4 separate regions of the Homo sapiens genome follow, and all the other regions are linked to region 1. Evidence: chromatin loops called from intact Hi-C (ENCODE). Cell type or tissue: natural killer cell. All regions are shown on one strand.

Region 1 (5,000 bases):
ACACAGCCACCTTCAAAACCACACTCAAGGAACAATATTCACAAAGCCAGACTGAACAAGCAACATTGGATAAGGAGTTAAGGCATCTTGTTTCTCAAAAATTTCAATGATACAAAGGCACTAGCTGGGAGGCGGCAGTGTGAGAGAAGTAAAGATGCCTGTGATTCTGTTGCCATGTTATTCCAACACATTTGCGGCATAAATGCTAAGCTGTCAATCCCCTTTGCCTGGATAGCCACAGTTCAGAAGTGGCTCAATCTGATCAGCAGTGAGCTCTCTATTTAATACCTCTTACTTCATAAACTACTAGTGTAGCTCAATTCTCTGAACAACTGGAAAGGAAACAGAGCTGATAAGAGAATTAATACTTTCTTCCCAAATCACATCATCTAGGATAATAAAAGCATGTTAAACAAATAACTCTTAAAAGAAGTAGGAGAAAAACATTTTAACGTGAAGCTCTAAGCGATACTGATGTTTATAATTATGACGAGGAAGGAAAAAAATTTCTGAGCTGTCATAATTGCTAATGCTACGGATTTGTTCCCTGTAGAATTCTGTAAGATAAACAGAGATTTGCATATTTTGAAGGTATTTTGTCTGTCTGTTAAACACTCCTGTTACTGTAAAGATGTTTTTCCTTGCCAGAAATAGCTAGCGATTTTTCTCATCTCATTTCTAGTTCTCTGCCCACTTGCTTTCCCCTCCCTAGGTTTTGGGAGTTCTCCCTCAAATACTAATGGTGGAGGAAACAAATCTTTTGAACAGTGGAGACATGAACAGAAACCCAATCACATCTATGGAAAGGAGCTGGATATGAGGACATATTAGTGCAGAGGAAGAACGGGTGCAGCAAAGAGAGACTGGGCACGGGGGCCCAAGACGGACTGAGAAAAATCATGTCTTCAGATATTTAGGCAACACTGAGTTTCAGAGGGCTTACCAAAAAAAACTTTCACTTTCTAGAAACAAATGGTAGCTTTGCAAGCTGAGTGATGCCAAGTTTTAAACAGCCTGGTTCAGATTCAGGAGAGACAGGGGCAGAGAAAAAACTTCTGAGACACTACTTCTATTTTTACAGTCACTTTGCTTAGACATCAAGGGCATGGGCACTTTTTTGGCAGCCTGTGCTGCTGGACGCCTCTGAGGAAAAGAAGTTGAAATTACATCAATTGAATCTTCCCATTTCCTAGAGCTAACTCAAGTCCCTCTGGTTAGGAACTGGTGTGTCTTGCTTTGGCTCTTGAGGTCTGAAATGGTAACAATCTTGGGCTCTTTCTTGCAGGGGAGGCTGGGATTCTTCAAAGTACAGATCCTTGTTCTAAGCCTAGATGGATGAGGCTGACATCAGAGCATTGCCTTTTCAGTTTGGGCTACTTGCCTCAGGCCCAGATGTGACTCCTGCCAGCCTCACTGCTCAACTCCACCCGGCAGCCATCCTGAAAATGCCCGTCACCTATGCAAGAGCCTCTTCCAGGCACAAGTGATGGCAGGGTCTACTCTGGGGGTCCCTATTGCTTCCCGGGGTTCTCTCTCTCTCTCTCTCTCTCCTGTCTCTCTCCCTCTCACTCCCTCCCTACCCCCTTCTGCATCTCATTCTGGCTCAATCTCTTTCACTCTGTCTCACCCTGTCACACAGTCTCTTTCCCTTTCAGTTTGCCATCTTCCTCTTAGTATCCCTTTCTCTCTGCTTGTCATTTTCCTCTCGCAGTCTTGCTCTCCACCTCCATCTCACATCCTGTCTCGCTGAGTCTCTCTTTTGCTCACTCCCCGCACGCACTACCTTGCTCGTTCTCAGGCTCCCTGCAAGGGCACTAAGTGCGCTGTTCACCGGCCAAGAAGAGGGATCCTGTACAGTCACACTGGTCAGACTGGGGTAAGAGCCAAAGCACGCAGGATGTCAGACGGCAGCTGACAGTCCCCTCTGATGACAGGGCAGAGCGCACAGGACGACTCTGGTTTGGCTGTGGGTGGGGAGAGTCATTTTGGTCTTCGTGGTAATGGCGGTGCCGGGCCTCCTGGACCACATGAGAAGGCTGGTGCGGTTCTAGCGATGCAGTGGTTCTCACACTCTTAGTCATCCTTCCACTGACACACAGTGGCTCAGAGCCCACTGCAGTCCCCTGCTCTTGTCTAAGTCTGCCTTTACAGCCCCACAGGCACGCGACCATGGTGACATCGGGCAGCTTTTATGATCCTCATGTCTCCTCGGATCCCCTTCCCACACAACTCTAAGATTCGGAACACAAATAGCGTTTACGTGAAGACCACGACCACAGGGCATCAAAAATTACCGTGTCTTCCTATTGGAAGCAACAGAGCCCTCTGATATAATGAGTCTGTAAACATACACTTGTCAAAACAAATTGAAAACACTCTCCCGCCAAAGAAACCCCCCAGAAAACTATTAGTCAATTTGAAATTATTCTAAGGTCCAGCTTAGTCTAGAGCTTATCTAACGGTCTATTGAGTTCTCAGTAAGTCATGTGAAAGGAAGTCCTATGATAACATTTCCTGAGACTTCTAGACATTTGATTAAGGAGTTATAAATCTTACAGTCTGACTTGTCACAAGCAGAGTGAGATTACACCCAGGGCTGTCAAGATTAAGTAAACTTGTCTTGTTCTCTTACAGGTCTTTCTCAGCCTTATACCATAGATTAAAGATTTGTTTTGAGATTAAAAAATGGTTACCATCATGCTCAATGTTTTTAAAAAAAAAAAAAAACAGTCAAAGGAGTATAAAGTGACAATTTTCAATCTTCACATCCTGAAACGTATTTACCTGCTATTCATCGGCAAGATTTTAATAAGCAGTAAGTAAAGAGGAAGGAGGAGTGCCTTCTGGGCTAGTCCAAAACTGTTGCCAGATTAATTCATTACAGCTAAAATGAATAACTATATTAAATCGAAGAATGTGTATGACTATGCAGCTCCCGATCTTCCAGTAACCAATTCCAAGAATGTGGTGGAATCAAATCAATATCATGGTGGGGCGGGTGGGGGGCGGGGGAGGTGTCCAGAAACCTCTTTGCAGAAGCCCCTGTCAAATTATATTGCTAATTTTGAATTGACACATTATTCTAGGAATGACCAGCAGTTACCATCAGCAAACCTGTGGAGACTGAGGTTTGAATCCAACACATCACGGAAAGAGAGGATATTTAGGGAGTTCTAGGTCACTGGGATGCTTCCTCAGTTTAGTGACAAGAGATTTGGTACCTAAGTGGAGAACTTACTGTTTTCAATTCTCTATACGCACCGAAATTATTGGGTTAAATAAAGACATGACAAGCCATAAATCAACCTGCTTTTTTTTTTTTCCTGTGGAGTTTTTACTCAGGTGTACTCTAAATGTGCATTAAACTGCAGCTCCATTAAGCAGTTACAATGAAGGTAAAGGGCACAAGGCTAAACACCACAGGACCTTGTATGGATCTCATAGCTTTAATGGAATCAGGTTTTTAACAACTCTTTTTTCGTTAAATACAGTCAGTGTCAGGAAGATGCGTCCCACTCATAAAGCAGCGCAATGACAATGTACAGTGGCACTAACACAAGGACATAGTTCATCATGACATTTCCAGCAATTCCCAACTGATTAGGGTCATTATGTTGGAGGTCTGATTTATGTTGTCATTTCCTCTCACCGATCCTGCATCAATGAATCTTAATGAATTGGTAAATAAGGGTGAAGATTACACTCTATGACACTGAAACATTCCTCATTCTCAACACCCGAGATTTATGTAGCCAATTAGTGACTAACAGAGAAAATTGGCTGGCAGAAAAATAATATTCTTTATGGTACAAAATGGAAAAAGCTTTCTCGTTGAAGGGCAATGCCACAGCAAAAGTCCATAAAGTAGCTTGATATGTGGAAACACAAAAGATGTTTAAAATGTGCTCTAAGAGGGTTTCCTAGTAAAATGCTTTTACTGTTGGTTGTTTTTTTTTTTTTTGATGTCTCATTTTTTAAAGGTTATTGGTTTAATGAGCAGACCTGTATTTTATAAAGGGGGAAAGTTGGCCTTTTAAGGGGAAAGAGTTAAGTACACCCCTATATTATACAAATGCTAATGCTTTGTATTTACTGGGAGAATGGGAAAAATAAGCAAAGACGACACCAGTTTTTCCCCCAGTTTTAGCCGAGATACCAGTTTCTCCTGACTTCTTGCAGACAGGTAGCCATAATGATTTGTACATAATCAGAGAACATTAAAATCTTTCATTCTGATTAATTACTAGTAAGTGTACTTAAAGTACTGAGCATGTTTCAAATACCAGAACTTTTTAATTTAAAAAATAGCCTAATCATTAACACAGAAATCACTCAGCTTACTAGTATTATTTTACATTCACCTGTTCCTGACCTCATTATAAAACCAGATGAAATGACTGTCATAAACAGGAAAAAAAGGTAAAAATTCCCCAATGAAACATAATTCAGAAAATCTTGGCTTCACCTAGTGCTTGAAGCGTAACCCTATGGAGTGTGTTCATGAATGCAAAGCATAGCTTCAGAGTCATTACTGCTTAAGTATATACTTAATGTTGAATACTGTCAGGGAAAAAAAGGGTTCTCAAAATCCACGTATTTATTCAGATTTCATCATACAGGCTCCACACTATCCTTGTAGAATATGCAAATGGGCCGTGTCTCTTTCTTTCAGCTGTTTTCTAGTCAATGTCAAGAATGGAGCTTTGAAATTTAAAAAAAAATAAAATAAACGCCGGAAGTTGGATCAGCTACAATGGGTTCTCCGTACCATCTCCTTAAGGTACCCACTGTCTAGTAAACAACAACAACAACAAGAGCTAATCTGCACTGACAGAGGAGCCCATTCTGTTCAGTTCTGGAAAGCTCCACGGCCACTCGAGTATCCTCCTTGAGGGTTACTGCTTCATCTAGGACTTAGGGATAATTGTGCCACTTCTGTCAAGCTCAGATTATCTCAGTGGCGCTGCAACCTCCAGGACTCCCTGGAAACTTGCTACTCA
Region 2 (5,000 bases), 170 kb after region 1:
GGATCAAAGATGCATTTTTATAGTTTTAAAAATAGACATTTTAATAGATAAGATGATCAAATTGAAGGGTCATCAATAATAGCAACTTTGTATTTTGTATATGACTTTGCATTTGTCAGGTAGCTGCCATTTCATCATTATACCGACCCTTGTGTCAAAGGTAGTGTCAGTCTTACAGATGGATGACTCTGGAAAAACTAAATGGCTCGTCCCAAAACTGCTGGGATTTGTTTGGGGACTCCAATTCCAGTGCTCCTTTCACTATTATGGCTCTTAACGAAAGAATTGAACTGGAGGCTGGGCGCGGTGGCTAACGCCTGTAATCCCAGCACTTTGGGAGGCCGAGACGGGCAGATCACCTGAGGTCGGGAGTTCGAGACCAGCCTGACCAACATGGAGAAACCTCGTCTCTACTAAAAATACAAAATTAACCGGATGTGGTGGAGCATGCCTGTAATCCCAGCTACTTGGGAGGCTGAGGCAGGAGAATTGCTTGAACCCAGGAGGCAGAGGTTGCGGTGAGCCAAGATCGCGCCACTGCACTCCAGCCTGGGCAACAAGAGTGAAACCCCGTCACAAAAAAAAAAAAAAAAAAAAAAAAATTGAACTGGATAATCCAGACAAAACCATCTACTTCCCCCTAGTTAATATCTGGAGACTGTTTCACTGATTCTATTATTTGGCTCATGACTGAACAGATTCCTAGTTCCCTTTTAGCATTAAAGTAATAGGTAGAAGAATAAAGCTCGGCGTCTTGCGACCCTGGTTTCCAAAGTCTGTAAGATCAGGCCCCAACTAGTTCTGCTGCCTTGAGTGTTTCTGCTCTCCATCTTGTATGCCTTTTTTCTGTTCCTCAGACCCACCCAGTTCATGATACCCCAGGGTCTGAACACTGGTTGTTCCCTAAGTCTGGAATGCTTCTCTTCCAAGCTGCTCCTGGCTGCCTCCTTCTTGCCATTCAGACCTCAGCTCAAAAGTCACCTCCTCTGAGAAGCCTTACCTGGGTACCTCATCTAAACTGGCCCAGGGGCACTCCTTATTTCATCATTCTGTTTTATTTCTCTGCACAGCACTTTCCTCTGATACTGTTCTTTGTTGTTTGTTTAGTATCTGTACCCTACTAGAATACCAGCAACACAACAGCAAGGTTCTTGGCAGTCTTGTTAACAGTTATATTCCCAGTACGTACAACACTGCCTGGCACACACAAAGTCTTCAATAAATAATTGCTAAATGAATGAATGAATCATATCCCACATCATATCGGTCTCCAATAATGTATTCTCCTCTTTATAATGTAGAGTCCTTTGATATGGTCAATGTTGCGCAAATTTCCTGTAATTAATGGGGGGGTTGGTTATGAATGACTTGGCTATATTAAAATATATTATAAATGCTCTGCAGAAAAAAAGACTGGTTTCTTTAATGATATATCGAATAAGAGGCATCTTTGCACCCACCAGGAAACAGAGATGGGTTACAAAAATGCAAAGTTTAGTTACACAATTCCTTTCCATATTAATTAATCATCTAACATAAAAGAGAAGGCTTAAAGAAGAGCAGCTAGAGCCTCATTCAGGAGGAGGGATAGGGCAGAGCTGAGTCAAGTCTTAGAGTTCAGTCTAACTTGAACTCTGCTACCGGACTACACAGAACCTTGAGTGCTGGAACAGTAGAGCATCAAAGCAGGGCAAGAATCCTGAAACTTTTGGAGCTGCCACAGAGAGCAGGAAGCTCAGTAAGTGTCAGGTGTAACCAGGAATGTGGTGCCCGATGATTGCAACCATACCTAGCAGAAATGCAGTGCTCAGCCCTAAGACGTGCACCTGGGACGTTAGTTTAATCAACTCAAGTCTAGGAAGCAGACACACTATTATCATCTCCATTTTGTAAATGAGGAAACTGGGCTTGGAAAGTTTAAGTAACTGACCCAGTTGCAGAGCCAGGATTTGACCCAGGAAGTCTGAGTCAAAGCCAAGCTCTTAACCCACAGGCTTGTCCCGTGGGAACAAGCTTCCTACCAAGCACTAAACAAAGACTCCTAAAGGAGCCATGGTCAGCTAAGATCAGGCCTAAAGCAACCTACCTTCAAGTAACACAAATTCCAGTTCAGACTGACTACATAATTTATGGGGCCCGTGGCATAATGAACACTTGGGACCCCTTGTTCAAAATTTTAAAAAATGTTTAAGAAGACAGCAACAGCAGAGCATTAAACCAAGTGTGGGTCCCTTCTAAGCGTCAGGTCTTGTGAGATTGGGCATGTCTCACACCCACGAATACAGCCCTGATTCTAAGTGTTTTATTTCTCCGAAACTTTACTCCCTGTACTTCAACTGTATTCATCTCCGTATAAGGTTCAATGTATGAGTCATAAGGAACATATATATGTGTGTATATATATATATATACACATATATATATGTGTATATATATATATGTGTGTATATATATATATGTGTATATATATACACATATATATGTGTATATATATATATATACATATATATGTGTATATATATATACACATATATATGTGTATATATATATACATATATATGTGTATATATATATATACATATATATATATGTGTATATATACACATTTAAATGGAACCAGCAGAGTCTAGGCAGGGTTGGAAGCACGTGTACCTTTCCCACTTTATATTTTAAATTGTCTAAGCCATCAAGTGGCAGTCCCTGGAATTGCATGAAGAGAGCTTAGGAGGCAAAAACCCATTCGGAAGGAACGAGATCTAACTGGATTCCAAAGTTCCAAACTTTAAGAAAGTTGCAAAAGAGCCATCTGAACTGCTCCACAGATTATGTGGATGAGCATTTATAATCTGGGAACGTTTTATCTGGATGGATTTTGCTAGTTTTTCCAAGTGATATCCTGAATGTAGGTATTGCTGCCTGCGGTTCTTTGGATTGTTCAACAAATACTTTCCAAATGTACATTATGTGCCAGGCAATGCGACGGGCCTTGGGGCCAGTTTTTGCCTCTGTGGAACTTACAGACTGAACACTGGGAAATAAATGTTAAACAAATGATTTTACAAATAGACATATAATTACAATGTATGGTCAAGTCTACAAGAGCTATCAAGTCTGCAGTACTATGGGAGAAAACAATAGGAGGACCCCATATTTTCAGCTGAGAGGACAAGGAAGGAAAACCCCACCAAAGCTCTCACTGATTTCACAGAGTTAATCTAGAAACCTTTGAAGTCTTCAACTTATACCATTTAGAATAATTTCTCCATCTACACTGGAAAAGGCAGGAAAGTTCCTATGTCTAGTATAATTCCAGGTCCCAAGCTGTACAGACAGACCTAATCCTACAGTTTAACTGTTCTCCGTATAACATTTTACAGGGATGCAAGGGAAGGAGGGAGAAGGTAGAGACAGGGAAAGAAGGAAGAAGCAGAGAGAGTGGGGAAAGAGAGAGAAGGGGAGAGGAAGGAAGGAAAACCAGAAAGATCACTACCTTCTGTCCACAGAATAGCTTTTAAGATACAACCATTTTCTTTTTTTATCCTCCTCCAAAAGCTTGAAAACACTCTTCGTACCACTCATAGCTTCTAACACTCCAATGTCTTAACATTATTTTAACAGAGCTTTGTGTGTGCAAATAATGCTAAAACCAGAAATTGTGCCTCTTTCCTTAGAAGCATCTATCTAATCTGATTGTATATATGTCAAGTCGATGTGTGCAATATGTATGTCAACAGTGCTTAAGTAATATCTTGTCTCCACTTGCTTCTGATTTCTTTGAATTCTCATATTAACCACTCTCATTTTTTTAAAACAGTGCTGGGATTTTCCCTCTTTGAAACTTGACAGAAACATAAGATATTTCAGTTCTTGCTATGAAGCACTAAGCACGCTGAAAACATCGCCAGCCCTTTAGTCTCATTAGCTTCCTTTAAACACCTACTTTGCTGGTATAAGCTAATGTGAACCCTTTTCACCCTGTTTAAATTCCAACATAAAATTTGTACACAACAATAAAACATGTGGCTCATTTGTCATGCTTCCAGAAGCAACTATGTCACTCACACCAAGAACCACGGGCTGGGGGTGCAGAGTGATTTTGCTCCCATTTCACATCACTCAATTGTGCCTTCTGTAGAAAAGCTTTTAACAACCACATCTGGCCTTTAATAAATCACTGCACTTTGTCTTCCTGCCAAAACTCCTCCTTTATCTAACTTACATCTTCATGATGAGATAGGAAATCATGCATTATGGTGGTGACAAACAATTGTAATTATGTCATTAGTAGCCATTTAGTCTACAAAGGTGCTCAAAAAGGAAATACAATGCAAAATAAGATATATAGGATAATACATTGATCACAGTTCTAATCCGCTTTTACTTCATGAGTGTAAAAAGCTGGCATAATTCTTGGGCACAGCAGGCAGTAATGGCACACCACTTTATGAACTATACAGCTATTTTATTCCCCTATCTACTTAAAAATAAAAAAGCATTTAATAGCTTGATTTAGACATAAAAGTTATTTGTGATGCCTCGCTGATTATAATATTTATTTTTCAACTGTTCGTAGAAGTGACTTTCTGTGTTAGGAAAGAAACTTGAATTATTTGGGTTTATGAAATTTAACAACCATACGTGTGTCTATGTGTGTACATACACATATGTGTATATGTGTAGATATACAGGTATGTACATAGGTTTAGGTGTATACATATGTATGTGTGTATATACACACAAAACACACTCAGACACATCTCTAAAGGAGTCAAACAACTTCACAGTATGATACATTCTCTAAAGCTCCCAAGTCATGAAGAAACAAAACTACAAACCAGAAATTTAAGAAAAGGTGACTACACTTAAGGAAAGTATAAAATACCCTTTATTCCACCATCTCCCACCATACATTTTAGAAACAAGAAATTCAAGCAAGTTTCAAAATAAGCAGCTATTTGGGTATACCTGAAGTTCTAAAATCCTATGCATTTCACTAAAGT
Region 3 (5,000 bases), 270 kb after region 1:
CAATACCTTCAGAATTCTAACCCCTTTGATGAATTCTCATGTGTATATGAAACAGACCGAGGCTTTGTTCTCAACTCTACCTGAATTCCTAAAGATATGACTTTTTTTATTATTATTATTATTTTGAGACGGAGTCTCACTTTCTCAACCAGGCTGGAGTGCAGTGGCACGATCTCAGCTCACTGCAACCTCCACCTCCTGGGTTCAAGGAATTCTCCTGTCTCAGCCTCTCAAGTAGCTGGGAGTACAGGCACCCACCACCACGCCCAGCTAACTTTTGTATTTTTGGGAGGGATGAGGTTGCACCATATTGGTCAGGCTGGTCTTGAACTCCTGACCTTAGGTGACCTACCCACCTCGGCCTCCCAAAGTGCTGTGATGACAGGCGTGAGCCACCATGCCCAGCCAAGATACGACTTTTCTTAGCATGTGCTGCCTGTTCACTAATCTACAGACCATCCACAAAAGTCTATCATACATGCATAGCAATGGAAAACCTCAGGAGTTCACGGGTGAGAGAACCGAACAACTTGCCCAAGGCCACCCAGTAAAAAGATCAAAGATCACTAACAGCTCTAAAATTTCATGACTCCATTAACCATTTCTTTTCATTGTGGACATCCTTGCCCGTGTGTTACTGTTTACTATTTGCCTTATTTCTTGCCACTGACAGAAGTAATACTGTAGGGAAGACAGGAGGCTGGATTTTTTTTTTCTCTCTCTCTAGCTCCAGCAGAACCAAATGCAAAGTACAAGTTATCAGTTAACAAACTGTGGCAGGAAGTGCCTTTTCGAGCCAATAGCTCTTTGAAAATCATCTGGTCTCTAATATTTGAGCCGGTTGCTTCACTATGAACACAGTTTCTCTGGACAATAAAACTAAAGTATTTTTTAATGTATACAAGGGGAAGGATTTGTCAAAATGACCTCTAGCTATAAAATCTTCACAAATCTGGCCCAAGTAATTGAATGCATAACACTGTCTTAGACATATCATCAGAGGAGGCTTAAAAAGCTAAATGGGCAGGATGTCTTAATCTCTGTAATTGAAATAAGCTAGAAAGAACCACTGAATGATGACCAAATAGCTATGGTCCAGCCCAGACCAACCCCAGGGACTTAGCCATCCCACCTAGACTCATGACTTAAGCTGTCCCATTTGTAAACTGAGGTATTTAAATAGATAATTTCCAGGGCCTCAATAACACTGATAGGATAGGATCCTCTAACCTACATGCTTTGTTTTAGATATAGAAAATCAAGCCAGGCACAGTGGCTCACACCTGTAATCCCAGCACTTTAGGAGGCTGAGACGGGCGGATCACCTGAGGTCAGGAGTTTGAGACCAGCCTGGCCAATGTGGTGAAACCCTGTCTCTCCTAAAAGTACAAAAATTAGCCAGGCATGGTGGCGGGCGCCTGTAATCTCAGCTACTTGGGAGGCCGAGGCAGAAAAATTGCTTGAACCTGGGAGGCGGAGGTTGCAGTGAGCCGAGATCGCGCCACTGCACTCCAGCCTGGAACAATTGGGAAACTCCGTCTCCAAAAAAAAAAAAGAAAAAAAATCAAAGAGAGAGCCTAATTTGCCCCATGCCAGGTTACTATTAAGCCTCCCAACTCCCAATACAGTGCCCTTTCTGCTTCACTACACTTCTCTCCATTATTTAGAATTTGCTTCCAATACTACTGCACTAAGACAGAAAAAGATGAGGGTCTTACCAATTAAATGCTATTCAATACAAACCCTGAAATGATAAGGTTCTCCATGAAACTGACCTCATCCAATGGCAAGGCTACCACAAATGATGTCAGAGTTGTCACCCAAAATGCCTGGCCTCAACCAATCATTGTCTCTGCTAATGACAAGTCACAGTGTTCATTACTACAGGGGAGTCATTGATTGCTGAGGAACAGGATGGATGGAAAACACACTTAGAGAAAAATATCATCATGTCCTTTCTAACCTCCCCCTAAAAAGTCAATGAATAACCTAATGAGGTAAATTATGATACAAAAAAATTTCCAGAAGTCTTTCAAAAAATCTTTGAAAATCCCAAGTTTCCAATCCTTTGGCTTTCTCATAAGTCCTGATCATACAAAAAGTTTGGGATAGGACTCTCTCAAGGAACAAATTAGACTCAAATTTCCCCTAAAACTCAAGATGAAAAAATTGTTGTCTTATTTCTTGGTGGCTCATGTTATCACCAAGTTGTAATGGGACCAAAAAAACAATTACTCATTCAACGTTGCACATGGACCAAAACTGAGATAGTCCATCCTTCAGAGTATGATTAAAACAAACAAGCCAACAGAGGAAGTTATCCTATGTCCTATTATGCCTTTTATAAATCCTCAGATCACCGCAGGAATTATCTGAAAAGATTACACCAGAAAACAATGACAGAGTTTGTCCCTTCTTTCAAGATAAGAATCTCTCATCCTGGGTGGGCAACTGTCTTGAAGGACTTTTTGTCTTGTGAATTTTCAGATGAATAATCACAAACATTCATTCACTCACCCTTTTGGCTAGCAGGCATCACATCCATCCGTTCATGGCTGACAGCAAATCAGAGAAGGGATCGAAGCCCTCACCATTGCCGAAATGTTTTGTTCGGAAACTGGAATTGTCAACAAAAGCTTCTGGGACACTGCAACACAAAAATATTTTTTACACATAACTAAGATGTAACTTCTAAAACCACCACTTCCTTACACTTGAAAACAGCAAGACATAGATTCTTGAGGTAGGGGAAAACACCGTTCAAGCCAGGGTATGTCAATACATCAAGTGTGATGCTGTTAAATATGAACCGGAAATACTGTTTTGAAAGATACATTTACTAATCACTTCAACACGTACACTGTAAAGTTGTTATTTATTATGGGCTTTGTACCAAATATTTTAAATATTTTAGCATATGAAAATACCACTTCCCATTATCAAGTCTTCAGGTAACAATAAACTGTTTTAACTAAAATATTACACAGATAAATGTACCATTCCCTATTAAGTTATGATCTTTTTCGAAGAACAAAAAAAGTAAAAAATTTAAATAATTTTAAATTATTTTAGAAATACTAGTACTAATAACGAACATTAAAACTAGTAGGAAAGGTAATCATCATTTTTTTCTCCAAAATAATTCTATTTTATTCTAAAAATGATTATGGATTACATAAGGAGCAATACTCATGGAGATGTTTCCATCAAGAAAGCACATACGGTGCGATGGTCAGGGCTCAAAAGCTGAGAAGCCTGAGTTCTGGACCCGGTATGGTCTTCAGTCACTAGTGTGGCCCCAGGAGAGCCATTTATCATCTCGATTCCAGTCTCTTCACCTGTAGGGTCAGGGCATTAACCGATGCTCTTCAAGTTCCTTCTACCTCTAAGCTTCTGTCTTTTTGAAAGAAGCATATTTCTTCTAAATACTTTAAACTAATTAACTTCTCCTTTAAGCTTCCTGATTAAAAAGAGATTTTTGGTTTTTGTTTTGTTTTTACCATGATTCACTCTCATGCTGACCTGCCATCAACACTGAAGATGTGCTGTGACCAGAGAGTTTTTCAAGCGCTTAGAATGCTAAGCCTGGCACCAGTACCTAACCCTATTGAGCCAGCATCCCGGCGGCTGGCAGCATCCCCTGGGTGCCCAGGAAAGGCTTCCATTCCTCTCCAATGAGCATAGCTCCATGTCCTGCAGAAATCTGTCCAGATGTATTCTAGATTGATGCTTCTCAAACTTCTGTGCATAAGCATCTTTTGGAGAGCATTTCAAAATACAGATTCCTGGGACCCATCCCCGAAGACTCTGATTCACTAGATCTGGAGTGGGCCTGAGATTCTGCATTTCTAGAAAACTACCAGGAGATGCTGATACTACCAATCATGGACCACACTTCGAGTCAAATGGCAAAGTCCTATTCTCCAAGCCTCCAAGCAGCTTTGAGATCCAAGAAGTACTTCCAAGGCTCAGACATGCTCCCTAAAGCCATGAAGTCTATGTCACATAGAAAAAAAAAAAAAGAAAAGAAAAAAGAAAAAGAAAAGAAATGAAGAAATGGGCTGAAGTTGTTTACCATCTTTAGGATAAAATTTGAATTTCTTTCCATGGCCTGAGGGCCCTACATAATCTGGCCACTTTCTACTTCTCTGACGCTGCCTTAACTACCAACCCAATCCCAAACTATAATCAATGTAGATACAGTGGTCCTCCTTTTGTTTCAAGCAAGGCAAGTGTCTTCCCATCTCAGGGCTGGTGCACTTGCTATCTCAGCTTCCCAAGATGCCATGAGCCCATTCTTTACACAACTGGTCCCTTCTCAGTACTGGGACTTAGGGACAAAGGCCACTTCAAAAAGCTTGTCCTGCCCACCTACTTAAGTTAGGTTCCAAGTTAGTCTCAATTATATCATCCTATGTGCTTACTTCAGAGCTTTCGCCCTGATCTATTTGCTCATTTGTCTTCCCCACTAGAATATAAGCTCAATTAGATAAAAGAACTATTTCTTTTCATCGCAATGCTCCAAAATTTCAGAAAAATGCCCAGCTCATAGCAAGTACTCAATATGTATCTTTTGAGTGAATAAATGAATCAACAACTGAAAGAAGTAACTTTTCGGTACTCTCTAAAAATATAATTGCCATTTGTTGAAAACTCATTATGTACTGGGTATTGTTTTAAGTCTTTTATAATCATTATTTCATTCTATTCTTACAACAAAGTTCTTAGCAGATATTATTATTTTAAACTCAATATGTGGATAAGAAAACTGAGGCACAGGGAGTTTTAGCAGCCTGACTCAACTCTATAAAGCTTGTGCCCATGGGAACTCTATATTTTCCAGCCAATACCCTAATATAAAAGTCCTGAGTTTTTGTGATATACCCTTCTGACTCAGGCTTGCTCAAGTGAATTTTGGCACTACCTGACCATGCTGGTACTAACAATCATGGGCCACATTTTGTAACAGGCAGGTAATGCAAATGAGCGAGGAAGGCCAG
Region 4 (5,000 bases), 220 kb before region 1:
TTTCTCTGTCTTCCATTACAGCACATATACAGTTTATTTTGGCTTTCATAAATTACATACATCTAACAAGCAAGGGAATTTTTGTTTTGTTCTGCATGAAGTTTTTCTCCCTGAGAAATCACCAAAAGAAAAAAAATTCTTTTCAAATAGGATACTAAGCAAGGATACAAATGATACTTTTAGTAGACGTTATACAAGTGGTCACTTAAAAGAAAAACTAGGAGAAATGGAAACATTTTCCCCCAAGCACATAAGAGTACCTGGTGTTTGTGAAACTATGGGCCTGCATTTGATTTTACCTTCTAAGTTAAAAACAGGGAAATGTGGTCAGGATTTAACCTTCAAATCTACTCCTCATTTTGCCAATGCATTACATGAGCATTAAAAAAAGGGAGGGGGAGGAAAGGGAAGAATTACAAATCCACGTTTTTACTAGTGAAGATTGTGTCTTTCACCTGGTTTGAAAAGAAGAAAAAAGAAAGGACTCAAGTGGGGAGAAGATGGAAGAACGCCGATGAGCTTCACACCACTCTGGATGATACGGGACTTGTTTTTGTTTTTCTGTTATCGGAGGATGCCAAGCAATGCAGGGCTGGACGATTTCATTAGAGTTAGCAGGAGCACCTGCTGCTATCAGTTAGCACTAACAAATGCAACAGTCACATGATAACTCATGGTTGATAGATTAAAAAAAAATCAACACTAAAACTGCAAGTTGTTTTCAGAAGAAACAGGGAAATAAATGCATACAATAGACTGGGTATCTGCTGATTCTGATAAAGCGTCCCTCTGTTGGCGGTGAGGGAAAGACAACAGGATGGTTATTTGTACAGTATTTATCTTTGAAATCAAGGGCCCTGTGGTATACCTCACCTTGGGAACAAATGCTGCAGAATGATCACAGAAAAGTGTCAAATCTCTGGTTTTGATTTACCAACAGTTATGATATTTCTTCCTCAGGAGGGAAAAAAAAATATGCTTCAGTTTTAGACCTGTGAGTCCCCCCCACCTCTCTTTTTTCTGAACCCCTCTCTCTGTTAACAGTGGCACAGTATTGACAGATGGGATTTTTATCCTGAAGAACCAAGCTTGGCCTCTGTAACAGTTACAGCTTATTAATCTGGAGCTGCAGAAGACCAGAAAGCTGTTACCTGGCAAAGTCACTTCCTCTCCCTTAGTCTGAACCCTAAAAACTGGGTGGAAGAACCCAAGATCAAGGAAGTACAGCAACCATGGTTGGTCAATGAAATCATGGGGGCGGGGGGGGGGGGGCGCATGACACACGTGGATATCTCCCCTCAAATATGACTAACTTGAGGGTTCTGTGAATCCAAGCTAACATAACCCTGGATAGCTATGTCCGGGGCCACAAAAGCATTCCTCAGCTAAAAATATGTTGGTGACACCAAAAATGGTACAGCAAACTGTGGTCCAAGGGACACAGCCATACTCGTTCCTTGTTCCTTACGCATGGTCAACGGCTGCTTTTGTACCCCAATGGCAGAGCTAAGTCGAGTTGCTGTGACAGACACTGTATGGCCTGCAATGCTGAAAATATTTACTGTCTACCCCTTTATGGAAAAAATTTGCCATGCCCTCCCCTCTGTGTGGGACTTTTTACCAGAGGTTTCTGATTAAAACATTCTATTACAGAACAATTTCTTCGGATATATCAATGCTTTGCATAGTCACAACTCCTTTTCCTAGGTAGAAGGTTGGAAATTTTTGGATATTTAAAATTACTCATCCTTGAAAAATAAATATATCTAAGTAGGTTAAGAAGTTCTAACGCTTTTAAAGAGTGCCTAGTATGGGCTAGGCAGTTTATATGATGTACTTTTTATTTACTCATTCATTTATTTAATTTTTAGAGACAAGGTTTTGCTTTGCTACCTAGGCTACAGTACAGTGGCATTATCATAGCTCACTGCGGCCTCGAACTTCTGGGCTCAAGTGAGCCTCCCACCTTAGCTTCCCAATTAACTAAGACTATGGGCACATGCCACGACACCCAGCTGAATTTTTTTTTTTTTTTTTTTGGCAGAGATAGGGTCTTGCTATGTTGACCTGGCTGGTCTCAAACTCTTGGCCTCAAGAAATCCTTCCACCTTAGCCTCCAAATGCATTGGGATTACAGGGGTAAACCACCTGTGTCTTGCCTGGTGTACCTTTTAATTCTAACAACCGTAAAAAGTGGTTAACATCCCAAATCACATGTGCTGATACTGAGGCTCAGATGACATGTGGCTAGTTCAAAGAACATATTAATAATGTCCTCACTACCCAGTCAGGCTTTCTCCAAAACTTTCTTTACATCCACTGCCAAGCAGAAAGCAAACTGTCAATAAGAAGTGCTGCCTCTAACCAGGCTGTATAATGCAGCAGTTAAGAATAAGTCTTCTGAAGCCAGACTGCCTGGGTTTGGACCTTGACTCCACCTCTTATTAGCTGTGTGACCTTGGGTAAATCATTTAACCTCTCTGGGCATTAGTTTCCTTAACTCTATGCTGGGAATACTACTACAATACTAGCATAAACTGTTTGTGAGGATTAAATGAGTTAATATATGTGAAGCATTTCGGGACTATGCCTGTTTTAAGGTTCAGTACTATTTAATTATAAACTATTACTAGGGGAGTGTAAAATCAAGGGAACAGAAAATAGGTGAAAATAATCTATGAAGTAACACTTAAATCAAGGTCAAAGCAATGTTACCTTTATTAAGTAAGAATACCAAGGAGAATTCAAGCAACACTGCTATCAATTTGCCTAAACCATAAGAAATCCCTTCTAAAAAAGAAAGGGACAACTGAAGAGAAGCGTAGACTAGAGAATTTTGGGTCCACTGAAGCAAATGAAGATGCTTTCAGGATCTATGAATCCAGCAATCTGAGCAAAGTACTTGATGCATCACTCTCTGATGACAATAACCCCCCCTCCCCCCCCACCCAGTGAGATCATTCAAAGAAGCCAGGTGGTTTTTACTTGAACCACAGAAGTTTGCTAGCTTCTTTCAGTTCGGTTCAATGGAAAACAAAGTTGGTTTCATCAAAGTCAATTTGATTTCCCTTTAGACTGAACAGAGAAGTGGGAAATGTGAATCTACAAGAAGACTAACTTATTTTCCACTGCACTAGGCAAGATCCTGATACCTGAAGACAACTCTGAATTTCCAAGAGTTAAAATCATGTTGTAGAGGAAAACTGAAATCCTGAATTTGTTACATATGACCAGTCAATGCGTAACTCAGGAAAGCATCTAGGGGAGTTTCTTCTTACTCAGCATTTGCTCTCCTTTGCTACTTTACAATATTCATTTTTACATTCTTGAAGCAACTTTCTCATCCCCAGCCCCCATGTGGTTCACGTGGGGTGAACATCTCCCTCTGTTCTGGAGGCAGCATGTAATGCAAGCCAGGGCACATCATGGTGATTGGCTCAAAGCTAGAACACATGACTCAATCTGGGCCAATGACAGTCTGCCTATGGCTTTTTCTGGGGCTACATGGAAAGAGATACTCTGTGGGATTAATAAACCTGTCCTCTTCAGTTCCACTTGGAAAGAGCCCCCAGATGAAGACAACATAGAAAAACAGAGCTAATGGACAATCAATACTCCAACAGCCTTGGTTAAATATCAGGATCTAGCCATGCTTGAAGCCAGCTGTACCACTGGACTTCCTAGCAATAGGGGCCAATTATCATCCCTCATTTATTTATTTATTTTTTTCGCTTCAGCCAATTTAAGTTGGGTTTCTGTAACTTACAAACAAAAGTCGTCTTACAAATATAAGTCAATAAATAAGTACCAGGAAATAACCAAGCAACAGTTGCAGGTTGATAGTGGGCATTCCAATTCCACTGAGCAAACAGGAACTGAGAACATGTCGTGTCATGTGCAAAACCACAATAAATAATTGATAGGTGGTTTCCTATACAAGTGCCAGACTTCTAATATCTTTAGAAGAGAAATGGGCTCTTTTATAGGAATTGAGTCTAGGCCCCAATTCTAATGATCTTTATTTTCTTTAATACGAAAATTATTCTCTCTCCTTTTTGGGATAATCTTCTAATAAATATAACCTAATTGTCAGCTCACATAACAAATGAACCTATGATTTGAGGATTTTTTACGGTAGGCATAAGTTAGCCATTAACAAAATGTTTAAAATGGGTCTAGAAACTGTCATTTCCCTTTCTGACTCTGAAACTGATATATGTCCCTGAGCTTATGGATAGCAATTTTATAGTTCTAGAGACTTTATAACAATAAATCATATTTACAGATGTTTATCAGCCATTCTACAGATGGAAGAAATCGGTACCAAGGTATTTATCAAACCTAGCACTGGTGTAGAAGAAAAAACTCAGAATTTAAAAGTGGCTCTGCCAAGTTCTTTTTCTCTCATTATATAAATATGATTAGGCAAATGATCAGGAAAGAACAAAACTAAGATTCTATAGTGAGTGATTTCTAAACAAAACAAAACCCAATATCACTACTCTGAATGATAATAATTGTAAACGGCTGTTGCTTAATTTAAAATAAAGCATTGCTGATCGTGATTGTTCACATCTAGAAGCAATTTTGGACATCTCTTTTAAAATATTTTTAAGTACTTAAGTTTTCAATGACTACATAATGCTCTCAGAGTATAATCCTGAGGCAAGAAAGCTATGAAATAGATTCACAGGCTTCCATTCATTAACCAAAAATTTATATTCACCAAAACTGCTTGCAGGTAACACAAGGTATCTCTCTAAGGATGGCTTTATTACAATATTTGTATCGGGTCCATAAAGATAGATACAGAGACTGTTCTAACAATATAAAGACCACACAAAACTGGAGACCTGCACATAAATCAGCTCACCTCTGTTTCCCTGGGGCTTGAATGAGAGAGAAAAGCTAGAAGGAGATGGTCCCCAACACCCAATTTGTAAACCATCAAGCACCCAGATGTATACATGGGCATATGTTATAGTTATACATGTGCCTAT

What was found. A loop is a pair of places that touch in the nucleus more often than their neighbours do. Peaks named below come from ENCODE experiments on the same cell type or tissue, not always from the same donor. Only the 100,000 strongest peaks of a DNase experiment are listed, where the experiment ranks them.
Region 2: a loop joins it to region 1, with 2.1 times the contacts of the local background. A loop is called at or near these places in 4 of 110 quality-filtered maps.
Region 3: it touches region 1 in a loop (2.4-fold over the local background); 2 of 110 quality-filtered maps call a loop at or near these places.
Region 4: a loop joins it to region 1, with 4 times the contacts of the local background. A loop is called at or near these places in 7 of 110 quality-filtered maps.

What each region holds. Positions count from the first base shown.
Region 1 is chr3:71,225,021-71,230,020 of GRCh38, forward strand. The region is part of intron 5 of FOXP1 (forkhead box P1); the gene reads right to left. Among named protein-coding and RNA genes, the nearest start is that of FOXP1-AS1, 62 kb to the right of the region's middle. RefSeq lists enhancers at 1,447-1,947, 3,141-4,785. In natural killer cell, no CTCF peak of the experiment used is centred here; DNase peaks (open chromatin) are centred at 1,911 and 2,501; H3K4me3 peaks cover 1,112 bases; H3K27ac peaks cover 1,194 bases.
Region 2 is chr3:71,394,524-71,399,523 of GRCh38, forward strand. The region is part of intron 3 of FOXP1 (forkhead box P1); the gene reads right to left. Among named protein-coding and RNA genes, the nearest start is that of FOXP1-AS1, 110 kb to the left of the region's middle. RefSeq lists an enhancer at 3,153-5,000. In natural killer cell, a CTCF peak has its summit at 2,696; DNase peaks (open chromatin) are centred at 2,688 and 3,878; H3K27ac peaks cover 245 bases.
Region 3 is chr3:71,490,909-71,495,908 of GRCh38, forward strand. It overlaps FOXP1 (forkhead box P1), which reads right to left. Exons shown (of 21, transcript NM_001349338.3): 3 at 2,518-2,647. Among named protein-coding and RNA genes, the nearest start is that of MIR1284, 49 kb to the right of the region's middle. In natural killer cell, no CTCF peak of the experiment used is centred here; DNase peaks (open chromatin) are centred at 493, 1,833, 2,753, 3,436 and 2 weaker places; H3K4me3 peaks cover 676 bases; H3K27ac peaks cover 3,209 bases.
Region 4 is chr3:71,007,897-71,012,896 of GRCh38, forward strand. All of the region lies in intron 12 of FOXP1 (forkhead box P1), which reads right to left. Among named protein-coding and RNA genes, the nearest start is that of FOXP1-AS1, 280 kb to the right of the region's middle. In natural killer cell, no CTCF peak of the experiment used is centred here; DNase peaks (open chromatin) are centred at 825, 2,985, 3,375 and 3,865; H3K27ac peaks cover 2,201 bases.